2 separate regions of the Mus musculus genome follow, and region 1 is linked to region 2. The links are chromatin contacts, found by Hi-C or POLR2A ChIA-PET in ENCODE. All regions are on one chromosome and are shown on one strand. Each heading gives the region's core, a stretch centred on a gene start or an enhancer-like site at or near the end of the contact. The rest is flanking DNA. Distances are from core to core; before and after follow the strand shown.

Region 1 (4,144 bases), core at 1,325-3,824, 78 kb after region 2:
CTGAGGTTGCGGAGGTCACCTGTCCCCAGGAACCTGTAGCCCCAGCCACTCCTGCCCCACCCCCTCCTCCTCCACCTGCCCCGGTGGTTTCTGCAGAGCGGCCCTACAAATGTGCCGAGTGTGGGAAGGCCTTCAAGGGTTCTTCCGGGCTGCGCTACCACCTTCGGGACCACACAGGTGAGCGGCCCTACCAGTGTGGGGAGTGCGGCAAAGCCTTCAAACGCTCCTCCCTGCTGGCCATCCACCAGCGTGTGCACACAGGCCTGCGAGCCTTCACCTGCGGCCAGTGTGGCCTCACCTTCAAGTGGTCGTCCCACTATCAGTACCATCTGCGACTTCACTCGGGTGAGCGGCCCTATGCCTGCACTGAGTGTGGCAAAGCCTTCCGTAACACTTCGTGCCTGCGGCGCCACCGGCATGTGCACACCGGTGAGCGGCCCCACTCATGTAGTGTGTGTGGCAAGAGCTTCGCACAGACGTCCAACTTGCGGCAGCACCAGCGGGTGCACACGGGCGAGCGCCCCTTCCGTTGCCCGCTCTGCCCCAAGACCTTCACACACTCCTCCAACCTGCTGCTGCACCAGCGCACTCATTCTGCCGAGCGCCCTTTTGCCTGCCCCATTTGTGGCCGTGGCTTTGTTATGGCTGCCTACCTGCAGCGGCATCTGAGGACGCACACCCCAGCCACCACAACTTCGGGCACCACCGGCTCTGCTGTAGCATCGCAGCCCCCTGCCCCATTGGCTGCAGCTCCAACTCCACTGGCTGCTCAAGATGTTCACGTACTCCCTAACCTACAGGCCACACTTTCACTTGAAGTAGCTGGGGGAACAGCCCAGCCTACGCCCCCAGGCCCGGCTGCTCCCAGTTCTCAAACATTTCTCCTGGTACAGACTGCCCAGGGCCTCCAGCTGATTCCAAGCAGTGTCCAATCCCCTACTCCTCCACCCCCGCCTCCACCCCCTAAAGTCATTCTGCTGCCTCCTGCCAGTGCTGGAGGTCCGGGCAGTGGTGCTGCAAGGCCAGGCCCTCGGTCTGTTGGGAAAGCTGGACAGGGGACAGGGGTGGTGTGGTTTCCAGGCCCAGGTGGTCTGGGGCTGCAAGGAGGGGCCAATGCAGGGGCTAGCGGGGGAGGGCAGAGCCTCATTGTTCTGCAGAATGTAGGGAGTGGGGAGACAGGACCACAGGAAGTGAGTGGGGTCCAGCTTCAGCCAGCACAGGAAGTGGCCACGGTACAACTACAGCCTGCACAGGAAGTGACTACAGTCCAGCTACAACCAGCACAGGAGGTGACTACGGTCCAGCTCCAGCCCCTGACAGGCCAAGTCTCCAATTCTAATGGAGGAGCTGGCACTACAGAAGCTCCAAACCTGCTGCTGGTTCAGAGTGGGGCAACTGAAGAGTTGCTGACCGGCCCTGGGCCCGGGGAAGTGGGAGACAGTGAGGCCGGTGCTGGTGTGGTCCAGGACGTCCTGTTTGAGACACTGCAGACAGATGAGGGGCTGCAGAGTGTGCTGGTGCTGAGTGGGGCGGATGGTGAGCAGACTAGGCTCTGCGTGCAGGAGGTGGAAACGCTTTCCCCCGGTCTGGCGGAGCCAGCGGCCACTGGCCCATCAGGACAGAAACTCCTTATCATTCGTAGCGCCCCAGCTACTGATCTGCTAGAAAATAGCAGCGTTGCAGGAGGCACCACAACACTGCAACTCCTGGCCCCGTCAGCACCTGGCCCGGTCTCTGCCCCTGTGGGGGTGCCCGTAGCTCCCCCGTCCCAGATGGTACAAGTGGTCCCCGCAGTGGCTGGACCAGGGGTCATGGCTCCCCAGAACTTGCCCTCCATCCAGATTGTGCAGACTCTTCCTGCAGTCCAACTGGTACACACGTTTTGAAGAGACCCCCTCCCCGCAATTAACTGTTCTCCTCAGCTGGGCTGGGGTCAGCCCCAGAGTCAGGGGGGCTGCTGGCTGGACTTGCTAATAAAGACCCAGAATCTCTTCCTGGTTTTGTTTTCATGGGGGAGGTATAGTCATGGGCATAGCCCCTGCTTCAGACCTGGAAGTCTTCATTCTTGCTTCCCGGATCTGAGGTGACTTGCTTTGTACTTGGAGGGCTAAATGCTTCTCCGGGGTGGGGTCCAGCTCCCCCATCCTTTAAACTGTTAAGGCTTTTACTGTGCTGGGGGTGGGAGGGCGGGTACACTTGCAGAGGACAGAGAGACAGTGGGAGTCAGTCATGTGGGTTTCCTTTTGGCAAGCTCTCTTACTCCCTGAGCTATTTCTCTGGTCCTTTCCCAACCTTTGTATGTATTCGTCTGTAGTTGTACTTATAGCAGGGAGGGTTAGGGATCAATTTCTGGATTTTCCACTTCTTTCCTATAAACCACCCTTACCTCACCTGAAAGGTAGGTAGAGGAATATTATTAATTCAAACGATACCCCAGGTGCCTCCGGGTTGAGAATAAGGTCTCAGCTGATGGGGATGCTTGATGCTACCCCTCATCCCTTCCCTCAAAGACCCAAGCGCCAATGAGATTAGGTTCACAAGCAACGCCTCCTCTTCCTGATGCTCAGGTCGCTTAGCAACGAAGGACCAGCAAGAAAGGAGCTGTGCTAATCCTCCCAGGCAGGCCGGGTAAGAAACCCTCTCTGTCCCCCACTCCCATCCCCCCTTCTCCAAGGTTCTCCCACTGGCCTCCAGCAGGTCACAGCTCTTCCCTCGTCCTCGCAGTTTCCTCCATTACTCCCAACCCCTGCCCCATAGTGGGGGAAGCTTGGCAACAGTTGCTAAGGTGCCGGTCTTGCCTCCAGTCGGGAGCGTGGACGTCACTTCCGGTGGTGACCCTCTCCTGCCCCTGCCCCCCTTCTCCCTTACTGTCAAGGGATTCGAGCAACCCCGTGGAGGTGCCTTTCAGGGCCCTGTTTCTGCTATGTGGGGTGGGACCACTTCAGGAGACCGGCTGCTGGAGTTTGGATAGGGGATGAGTTTACAGGCAGATCAATGAATGTCTTCTCCGGAGTGGGGGACGATTCGGGACGATTTTCAGAGCCCCACTGGGTATGGAGGCACCTGGCCTGCCACTGTGACAGTCTTCTTTGGCAATGCTCTAGGGTCCTTGGCGATCTGGGAAACACTGCGGCCCATCCCTCCCAGGGCTCTTAGAACTCAGGTGCCCACCTAACACCAACCTACTTGTTTTCAGCAGGTGTACAACGTCAGCTCCCTTGGGGAGGGGCCTGCCTGGGGGCTACCATGGCCCCTAACCACCTGTCAGTGCGGGAAATGAGGGAAGATGAGAAGCCCCTGGTGCTGGAGATGCTGAAGGTGAGAGGCCGGCAGGGGCACCAGTGAGCATGCGCAGCTTCTTAGGGCCATTCAAAGTGGGTTCCATCAGCCCCGCCCACCTGCCTGAGCTCCGGGGGTCCTGGGGGAGGGGATTTTCGCCTCAGCTGTTTTTAATTGGTCTCTTTTCTCTACTGCCTTCTCCCTACTTAAACCTCAGCTGCCATTTTTAAAAAAGCAATTGAAAGGGTGTAGGGGCTGGGTGTTCAGGTCTCTTGACCTCCATTCAGCCCCACTTACCAGTCCCAAAATGAGGGCTACTGAGACACACACACACCCCAGACCTTCCAGCGAAGAGCCCATGTCTTCACTTTGCCTATCCTGTTCAGTCTCCTTTGGTGCGTTACCTTAGCATGCCATCCGGACTCATGGGCCTCAGGTCCTAAATCAGTTCATTTCATTCGGGCAAACCGCATTCATTCGCTCAGCCCTTAACACCCAATGGGCCAGACTGGGACCACCCCATCCGCTGGCTTCTCTTCTCACTTGAGAAGAGAAATCCTTCCTCGGAAGTTCTTATGTGATGAATGGCTGAGCCTCTACTCCCACCCACAGGCTGGTGTAAAAGACACGGAAAACCGTGTGGCCCTCCACGCTCTGACACGACCTCCAGCCCTTCTCCTCCTGGCTGCAGCCAGCAGCGGACTGCGCTTCATCCTGGCCTCCTTCGCCCTGGCCCTCCTGCTGCCCGTGTTTCTGGCTGTAGCCGCTGTGAAGCTGGGTTTGCGAGCCCGATGGGGCTCTCTGCCTCCACCAGGCGGCCTGGGAGGGCCCTGGGTGGCTGTCCGTGGCTCCGGCGATGTGTGTG
Region 2 (4,188 bases), core at 1,353-3,852:
AAGGGAGGTGAGACACCTAGAGACCCAGGTTTTCTGAGGGTAGCAGACGCAGCTATAGAGATCCCTTCATTCTTTGAGTACTGACAAGTACAATGGCAATCTGGCTGGAAGAATGAAGCCATCTGTGCTGATGGGGCGGAAGGCAGCTGTCTCCCTTGCTCAAAGGCTGTGAGTTGACAGAGGACAACCAGATGCAGCACCCAGTGCAGACACTGGAGACAAGGGGACCAGTTCTCTATTTTTCTCACACAGGACTGCTCAGACTCACAACAGCACTGATACTTGACACAGACCACAGAGCAGCTAAACTGCAGCCTCAAAGCAAGGGCACTCGGTGTCAGTCTGGTGATGCGCCTATACACCCTTCGAGAACATATGTGTGAGTGCGTGTGTGCGCGCACATACACATAATCACTCCACACGGACATATAAACATTTGTACATATTTTAACCATCAGTGTTCAAGGCTCATATGTTAAGGCATACCACAAACATTACATCTCTATACCAGCTCCCTGCACTGGGCTGGCGGGCAGGCAGGCAGGCGTCCTCGCTCATCCGAGCTCTGTCATGCAGCCCTATAGGTGCAATCACACTCTGGCCCAGCTGCGCAGAATCTGCAACTGGCATGTGAGAACTCCTGCCCCGCCCCCTCCCCGCCCCATCTCCTACTCCGCCCCAGCCCTACACCGCCCCCGACCTCTAGTTCTCACTCACAAGGCAATGTCCTCCTCCACAGCCTGAGGGGGTGGGTGGGAAAGGAGGCCCAAAACCCAGGTTCTTCCTTCGGTTGCACCTTGCTTGGTTCTCAAATCCAGCTCAGGACTTGAATGACACAAGGTGTTACAGAGAAAAAGAGCCAGCCTCGGAAAAGCAAGCCCCCAATAAGTCCTATCCCATCCCTGCCAGCTGGGGGTGGAGAATGCTGGCTAGGATGTCAGAAGTGGGCTGGGCTGGGTGGATCGGAGTGCCTCCCGAGGGTCCTTGCAGAGAACAGCAGCAGGTGGGGGGAGGCGTGGTGAGGACGCCTGAGAGCCGAGAAAGGGACGGAGGAACAGGATCCAGGAAGAGGGGAACGCAGACGAAAAGAGGAAGACAGAGATAGTCAGGGAAGAGACAGAAACCCGCAGAAGGTGGTACCAGAAGGATGGGTTAGTGATGGAAAGTAGACAGAGGCTGAGACACAGAGAGTAGGAGACCCAGAGAGAGAAACAGAGGCCCTGGGATTGGGAGGGGAAGTAAAAGACAGCGAGAGAAGTGAGATCTAGGGATGGGGAGGGCACAACCAATAAAGTCTAAAATGGCCCGAGTGGGGTCTGCAGGTGGCGGCTGAGGAGGTGGTGGTGGGGGCACAGATCAGGGAAGGGGGTAGGAGCATGTGGAAGGGGTTCCTAGGAATCTCAGGGATTAGGAAGTCGGTTTGAGGTGGGAATGCGGAAAGCAGGCAAGATTGGGGACCTGTAGAAGGAGGGAGAGGAGAGTAGCAGGTCCTGGCTACTGTGGCGCTGGGAAAGACCCCCAAATCCCTGCCTGCTAAGGATAGCGTGGATACCACATGCAGCGCTACTTTGTCTGGGCTGTCTGGGGTCCCTGCCTAGAGTCTCCGTCCATTCTCTTCTTAGGCCCCCTGCCTACGTGCAGCCGGCTGTCTTCTCTCTTTCTAACCTGGCTCTGCCGTCGGGTTTCTGTTCCTCTGCATCTCTGCGTCTGTCTAGGGCTCTGTCCGGATCTCTGTCTGGGCCCTCCATCCCCAACCTCCCCCGCCTGGATCTGTAGCCTCCTTGTAATTTCCACACCCAGTTCCTCTGTCAGGGGCTCTCTCAATCTCTGCTTGTCTGTCCCGGGATTCTGTCCCTTCTAAGTGTCTCATTCTCATCACTGCACTGTTCCCCGCCCTTTGAGCCCCTCACTCTTGAGCAGAGTGGGTGGGGGGCGCTGCGGAGGGAGCTGTGTGTTCCCAGCGCAAAATAGACTCCCGTTGCCATGGCGACGCGAGCGCGGCCTCGAGACGCAGGCTTCGGGCTGGGTGTGCGGAGGGGACACCTGGAACCGGAACGCGGGGGCCGGGGCTCCGACGCCCGTGTCCCAAGGGGCTCCGGAGGATGGATGGAACTCCTAGGTCCCCGGGGAGGGTGTACTGGGCTAGGTAACTTGTGGGAGGGGGCTGGGCTGCTAGGATCTGCGGCGGCGGTGGGTGAGTTTGATTGTCAATGGGGTTGGACTGGTCCTTGCATCTCTGGTGGACACGGGATGCCTTCAAAGGCCCCCAGGCTGGGGATGGAGTCTGCGAATCTCGGGTGAGGGTTTGACGCGGTGGAGGCGGAGGGGCGTCTGTAGAGTTTGAACACTCTGATCTCCAAGGGGCTGCAGAATTCTGCGTCTTGGGCGAGTAAGGACCACGGAGCAGCAACTGTCCATCCCATCCATTCACATACTTGTCCATTCCTCCCCATCCCTCTTTTTCCCCCGTGCCTCAGTTTACCCCTCCTCACCAGGTACGGATGCGCTCACCTCACTTTCCGGATGCGGGACCTTCAGGGAATCGGGGGTGGCAGCGTGGGGGCCAGCCAGGGTAGGCAGAGCGAGCGCGTGTCTGCCAGCCCGCGGGGCTGGGCGCGCGCGCGCTGATGGGGGTGGGGGCGGCAGGCTGCGTGGTGGGGACCCTGGCCGGCAGCTCTTTCTTTTGCAGATGCGCACCGGCCCCAGTGCAGATGTGGCCGCTGCCAGCCCTCGCCTGTGTCTCGCGCCGGCTTGGAGCTTGGAGAGGCGCCTCCCCCACCCCACCTGGAGGAGACCCCACTTTCTTCCTCCCACAGACCCTTGTAGCCCCCGTGATGCCCCCTAAACCCAATAATGGTTCGGTCCTCAGTCACATAAATGTTTATTCTCCGAGACAGGGTCCCAGTTGTGACATTTGTTCCCCCTCCTTTTCCCGCTTCGTGAAGTGGCCCGGGGCCCAGCCCCACCTCCACCTTTCTCTAAACCAATTCCCACCCAGCATCAAGGAATTTCATTTGCATTTCCGGGACCAGCTGCCCAATCGGAAGACAGAACCACGCCTCCTCTCCCACGGGGGCGGTTCTCCTGGCGGACTGCACCACTCTTGGGATCCATGGATGAAGGAAAAGTCATCCATCAACGTCTGGGTGACAAGGAGGGTGGGTGCTTCCTTCAAGTCAGGTCCTGGAGTTGGGCAACAGGGAGTTTTTCTTGCCTTGGAAGAAGCCTAACAGTCCGATGTCTGTGACTGGCTCCTTGAGGATCTTCTGAATCTGCAGGCAAAGGAGATGAGGAAGTGAAGAAGCCCTATCTCCGGAATAGAGAATCTGAGGAGCACCTCTTCATCTTGATCTCCCTTATTCTGACAGCATCGCTTCTCCAGTCAACTACTTCTTTTTCCTGTTTTCCAGGTGACCTCTCCCTCACACTTGCCTGGTTGAGCTGTTCCCCGCCATCTTGGTATGCTCTTGCCTTGGGACCACTAAGAGCAGATGGTTTGGGTTATCTTGTCTACCTCCATGTCCATCTTCTTCACTAGTCTCATCTTTCCTGGGTCATTCCTTTAGCTCTCAGCTCTCCCACACACAGACCCAACGAACTCATGAACTCTCAACGAATTTACACAACTCTCTCTTGGTGGAACAAGAATAATCAACCACATTACTGGCAATCAAACAGTCCAGCCAAGTTTATCTCCAGAAAATTATACCAAAAAATGCAAATCCTGCACCTCCACTTCTCTTCCCTGGTTAAACCCCACCACTGTTTATGGGATTTGTTGGTTTCCCTTCTTTGTCCCAGGCCACATAATGTAATCTTTTGACTATTCACCAATTTGATGGTGGCCAGCTCCTGTACTCTTTCTTTCTCAATGAAGCATAGTTGAGGTTTATTAAAGATATTTTAATATAGAGTTTAGGAACAAAGAGAGGTGCTTTTTCTCTTGCTTGTGGCCCCAGTAGTCTATGGAATTTCCTGGTAAGAAGATAAACACCAAAGCATGGATGTAGACTTCTCTAAAAGGGAGCTGACTCCTAACCTGCGCGCGCACGATCTGCGGCAGAGGACAGCACTCTCCCCACATGAGTTTTATTTCTTTGTTGATGTTGATTTGGTTGGGATAGAACCCAGGGCCTTGCCAAAGCTAGACAAGTACTCTGCAGACTGCGTGTGTGTGTGTGTGTGTGT

What was found. A loop is a pair of places that touch in the nucleus more often than their neighbours do. ChIA-PET counts read pairs that join two places held with the same protein, here RNA polymerase II (POLR2A).
Region 1: a map of left cerebral cortex shows a loop between it and region 2 (3-fold over the local background). The contact joins the promoter of Nat14 here to the promoter of Shisa7 in region 2. A Hi-C loop is called at or near these places in 5 of 37 maps with a recorded cell type or tissue (all left cerebral cortex). POLR2A ChIA-PET finds 5 or more read pairs at or near these places in 3 of 5 experiments (all embryonic stem cell).

The regions. Positions count from the first base shown.
Region 1 is chr7:4,920,012-4,924,155 of GRCm38, forward strand. It overlaps Nat14 (N-acetyltransferase 14), which reads left to right and starts at 2,575. Exons shown (of 3, transcript NM_001358881.1): 1 at 2,575-2,628; 2 at 3,197-3,318; 3 at 3,892-4,144. The coding sequence starts at 3,247. Zfp628 (zinc finger protein 628) reads left to right here. Exons shown (of 3, transcript NM_170759.2): 3 at 1-1,992. The coding sequence ends at 1,886.
Region 2 is chr7:4,842,094-4,846,281 of GRCm38, forward strand. It overlaps Shisa7 (shisa family member 7), which reads right to left and starts at 2,603. Exons shown (of 6, transcript NM_172737.4): 1 at 2,512-2,603. Isoc2b (isochorismatase domain containing 2b) reads right to left here. Exons shown (of 6, transcript NM_026158.2): 6 at 2,867-3,272. The coding sequence ends at 3,177. It overlaps Gm36127 (a long non-coding RNA gene), which reads left to right. Exons shown (of 2, transcript XR_881804.2): 2 at 2,690-2,892.